2 separate regions of the Mus musculus genome follow, and region 2 is linked to region 1. Evidence: chromatin loops called from intact Hi-C (ENCODE). Cell type or tissue: heart. All regions are shown on one strand.

Region 1 (2,500 bases):
GCCCTGGCTGTCCTGGAAATCACTCTGTAGACCAGGCTGGCCTCAAACTCAGAAATCTGCCTGTCTCTGCCTCCTGAGTGCTGGGATTAAAGGCGTGGGCCACCACTGCCCAGCGAAATTTGATTTCAAATGTAGGAAAGAGCAGAGGATTATTTTTCTTTTTAAGAGGCGAGCACTGGGCAGTGGTGGCGCAAGCCTTTAATCCCAGTTTTGTCTTTGAGCATAACCATTAAAAAATTGCAACTAAACTCTTCCCCCACCCTCCGAATCACTAATAACCACCAACCTTGACTCTCAGGGCCCTTGAATTTATATATCCTTTGAAAAGTTCCCAGAATTCCAAATGTCACACAATCACAGGAATTATCTGCAGCTGGCAAAACCACAACTCTGCTAGAGCAGGAGGCAAATCATAGTCAGCTGCTGTGGGTAGTCTGCAGCAGCCCCACATCCCTACACCTGGGATTAAAACAAGGGCACATTCCTTTAATATTTGTGTTTTTTTTTTCTCCCCAAAGAAACCCAAATTCCAGAATTCTTACTACAGATGGCTCTTTAGACAGCAGAGGAACTTTGCATTGATGATGGACAAAGCTTTAGTCAAGAAGAATTTCTGGCCGGGCGGTGGTGGCGCACGTCTTTAATCCCAGCACTCACATCACAGAGTACGTGCCTGGTTGAGTGTACTGTAGGACTTCTGTAACAGTAAACCTTAGATCTACACTAGGTGCTTTATCCTTTGTTCAGTGACTCAAGAGAGTCAGCAAAAGCTGAAGATGATGGAGTTAAAATATAAACAAGCTGAATTTGGAGCTAAAATCGTGAAATCATTGGAACATTAGGAAAATTCTTATAGTTCTTGAGTGTATATATCAAATGCTATATTTTTATAAAAGTGTATTTTGTGTGTATAGATGTTTTGCCTGCATGTGTGTCTGTTTACCACTTGTGTGCCTGGTGCCTGTGGAGGAGGCCAGAAGAGGGCATCAAATCCCTGGATTACAGAAGCCACCCCATGGGTGCTACTTGGTCTTCTAGAAGGACAAGCAATGTTTTTTTTTGTTTTTTGTTTTTAACTGCTGAGCCATTGTTTCTCCAATCCTGAATACTATATTCTTGTTCTTGGCATGGCCCAGAATATTAAAGGTATGTTATTTTATAATCCAAACAATAAGCCTATGAGTTATATTCAGCACTCTCCTTGTACAGTTGGGTGAACAAGAGAATAGATTAAAAAAAAAAAAGGAATCTGTACTTGTACAACAATCATAGAACTGGTTAGGTTCAGAGCCAAGATCTAAACCTAAATACTTTAACTCAAGGTTATGTTATTTATTTATCTGGACACAATACTTGAATACAAATAGGTTTTTTGTTTGTTTAACCTTATAATACAAACTAATTGTATGGTCCAGGTCTGGTGACTCAGTATTGTAATCTCAACACTTGTGAGACTGAGGCAGGAGGATTGCCACAAGTTCAAGACGGTTTTTTTTTTTTTTCAAGACGGTTTCTCTGTGTAGCCCTGGCTGACTTGGAACTCACTCTGTAGATCAGGCTGGCCTCGAACTCAGAGATTCACCTTCCTCTGCCTCCCAAGTGTTGGGATTAAAGGCATGCACTGTCATGTCCAGCTCTCCATCATAATTAACTTTATTTATATAATTTGCAGTATTGGGTTTTGAACATGCTAACTAGTATTCTAGGACAACTCTTGTTTTTTGTTTTTTTGTTTGTGTGTTTTTTGAGACAGGGTTTCTCTGTATAGTCCTGGCTGTCCTGAACTCACTTTGTAGACCAGGCTTGCCTCAAACTCAGAAATCTGCCTGCCTCTGCCTCCCGAGTGCTGGGATTAAAGGCGTGTGCCATCTCTAGGTCAACTCTTAACAAATTAATTTTTAGGTATTTACAAACTGTGTTTTCCTTGCATGAATGTGTATGCACTGTAGGAGCCCCTGGTGCTCAGGGAAGTCAGAGGGGTGCTATGGAGCCCTTGAACTGGAATTACAGATAGGTACCTGGGTCCTCTGAGGAGCAACAAGTGCTTAACTATTGAACCATCTCTTCAGCCCCCCTTTAAAGGAATCTGAAACATCTTCATATCTAGCCTTGGCTAACCTGTGACCTCAGCATCCCAGTGGTGAAGTTACATTTGTGCACCATCATGTCAGGCTTACAATTTTATTTCCATAGTGATTTGAAAAAATGTCTTCTCTACTGTCTCTGGCACTAGTTAGATCTGACTTTTAATCATTGCTCAGTTGCTGTCTACCTTTGGCAAGTTGCTTAATCTGACCCTGTTCCTTAGTACACATGGGTTAAAATCTCAAGTCTGTCACATGTGTAACTTTGTCTTTTAATCGATACCTTATTGTCCTCATCTGTAAGATAGGATGGCCAGTACTTGCCTCACAGAGAGTAAGAATTCATTGTTCTTGTTCCCCCAAAAAGTTATTATTCTTTCAATGTGTTTATTTTTGTGATAATTAGTTCTCATTTC
Region 2 (2,500 bases), 52 kb after region 1:
GAATCTTTTGAAGAGGAGTTTGGACCCAGCAGATGAGCGAGATGATGTTCTGGCAAAACGACTGAAAATGGAGGGGCATGAGGCCATGGAACGGCTGAAAATGTTAGCACTGCTCAAAAGGAAAGATTTGGCAAATCTTGAGGTGCCGCATGAGTTACCTACTAAGCAAGATGGCAGTGGTGTCAAGGGTTATGAAGAGAAACTTAATGGAAATCTCAGGCCTCATGGAGACAACAACAGGACTGCTGGAAGGCCCGGCAAAGAAAACATCAATGATGAGCCTGTGGATATGAGTGCTAGACGGAGGTATGGAACAGTTTAGCTGCCTTTAGGGATTGGGTCGTCTTAAAATAAGCTTGTAAAAATGGGATGAATCTCAGTGAGAGGATGGTGCTTTTTATCCTAAAACTGCCCTTTTTGTATTTTGCTGTTTTGCAACAGGGTCTCATTCTATTGTAGTCATGCTGGTCTTGAACTTATAGCAGTCCTCTTGTCTCAGCATATCAGTGCTGGGATTACATATATTAGCTACCACATCATGGCATCCTAAAGCTTCTAGAAAGATCTGTGTCCTCTGGCTTGAACTGAGCAAGAGTTTCTCTTTTTTCCAGATGAAGCTAGTAGCTCATAATGAAAGTCATTATTCTTACCTAAGATAAAATATTTATTTCTAGGGACCAGAGAGGTGACAAAATAACTCATAGTGTTTGCTGCCCAGTCTTGAGGACTGGACTTCAAATCCTAGTTCCCACATCAAATGGTTCTCAACCGCCTGTAATTCCAACTCTTAAGTGGTCCAGCACCCTTTCCTATCCTGTATGGGCACCTGTGCAGACTTCTTTCTTCTTTAAAAAAAAAAAAAGGTCATTTCTGGAATAAGGTGACATTAGATTCTAACCCAATTAGTATTTCTTTGTTTTGTTCCCTCCTCCTAAGATGGCTTTAGGATTAAATCAAACAAATTGGTATCATCCAGGTAGTGGCAGCGCATGCCTTTGATCCCAGCACTCTGGAGGCAAGGGCAAGTGTATCTCTGAGTTTAAGGCTAGCCTGGTGTACAGAGCAAGTTTCAGGACAACCAGGCCTACACAGAGAAACAAAACAAAACAAAAGGGATTTAGGATCTATTTGGATTCTGTTTCATGAACTTGGCTTTTCTTTTGTCAAAAGGAACATTATGCACATAATGGTCCCTGCAATTCTTCAATTCTTGCTCTATCTGTACCACTTTCTAGAGGGGCTGGAGAGATGGCTCAGCGGTTAAGAGCACTGACTGCTCTTCTGAAGGTCTGAGTTTAAATCCCAGCAACCACATGGTGGCTCACAACCACCCATAATGAGATCTGATGCCCTCTTCTGGCGGGTCTGAAGACAGCTACAGTGTACTTACATATAATAAATAAATAAATAAATAAATAAATCTTTTAAAAAAATTTTAAGAAAAAAAAGACTAAAAAAAAAATTTTTTTTTTTTAAAAGAAAGGAACCTAGAACTAACTGAGGCTTAAATCAACCTGGTAGTTGAATCAGAATATAGATACCCCTAGTTTTAAGGAGACTGTTTATCAGTAGTTTAGAAATACTTGATAAAAGTAAGAATTACTCGTTATTCATTTTATTTGACCTTCCTGGTTTTTATCCTGGATTAGTATCAAAGTAGGATCTTTAACAAACTAGACTAGAGAGAAGGAAGGAATAGTTAATGCCTTACATGTGTTTCTTTCTTTCTTTTGATAGTCTTGTCCTAGAACTCTTCTTAAAAACAACAAAATCCCACCAAACCAAAAAAAAAAAAAAACCTGAAGTAATTACTGTTGGTATTAGTATTTAAAAACTTCAAACAAATTCCTTAGTGATCCTGAAAGAGATTTCTTTTTTTTTTTTTTTAAATTAGGTATTTTCCTCGTTTACATTTCCAATGCTATCCCAAAAGTCCCCCATACCCACCCCCCCAATCCCCTACCCACCCATTCCCATTTTTTGCCCCTGGCGTTCCCCTGTACTGGGGCATATAAAGTTTGCATGTCCAATGGGCCTCTCTTTCCAGTGATGGCTGACTAGGCCATCTTTTGATACATATGTAGCTAGAGTCAAGAGCTCCGGGGTACTGGTTAGTTCATATTGTTGTTCCACATATAGGGTTGCAGTTCCCTTTAGCTCCTTGGGTACTTTCTCTAGCTCCTCCATTGGGAGCCGTGTGACCCGAAAGAGATTTCTTTTGGAAGCTACATGTAGATTTGGAGAAATGTTATATAAGTGGATCAACCTTACATTCTTCAGGAGGGATGGTATGGATGAATGGGAACATGTGAATGAAATACTAGATAGATTTTTCATGTTCCAAACTAAGCTCTTTAAGCACATCTTTCATGGACACATTGTACACCACTTTGACAAACTGGCAATGCTGTTTAATTCTATTTATTCAAAAGTCAGAATATGGGATTGATCATCTAGGTCAAAATCCAGTGTCTGCTTAACCTGTGTAAGGTGCTAGAAT

The links. Peaks named below come from ENCODE experiments on the same cell type or tissue, not always from the same donor. Only the 100,000 strongest peaks of a DNase experiment are listed, where the experiment ranks them.
Region 2: a loop joins it to region 1, with 2.5 times the contacts of the local background. A loop is called at or near these places in 6 of 42 quality-filtered maps.

Annotation. Positions count from the first base shown.
Region 1 is chr3:90,289,820-90,292,319 of GRCm38, forward strand. No RefSeq gene overlaps it. Among named protein-coding and RNA genes, the nearest start is that of Gatad2b, 2.1 kb to the right of the region's middle. In heart, a CTCF peak has its summit at 963 (motif pointing right); no DNase peak of the experiment used is centred here; H3K4me3 peaks cover 339 bases; H3K27ac peaks cover 562 bases.
Region 2 is chr3:90,341,689-90,344,188 of GRCm38, forward strand. It overlaps Gatad2b (GATA zinc finger domain containing 2B), which reads left to right. Exons shown (of 11, transcript NM_139304.3): 2 at 1-306. Among named protein-coding and RNA genes, the nearest start is that of Slc27a3, 47 kb to the right of the region's middle. In heart, a CTCF peak has its summit at 1,354 (motif pointing left); no DNase peak of the experiment used is centred here.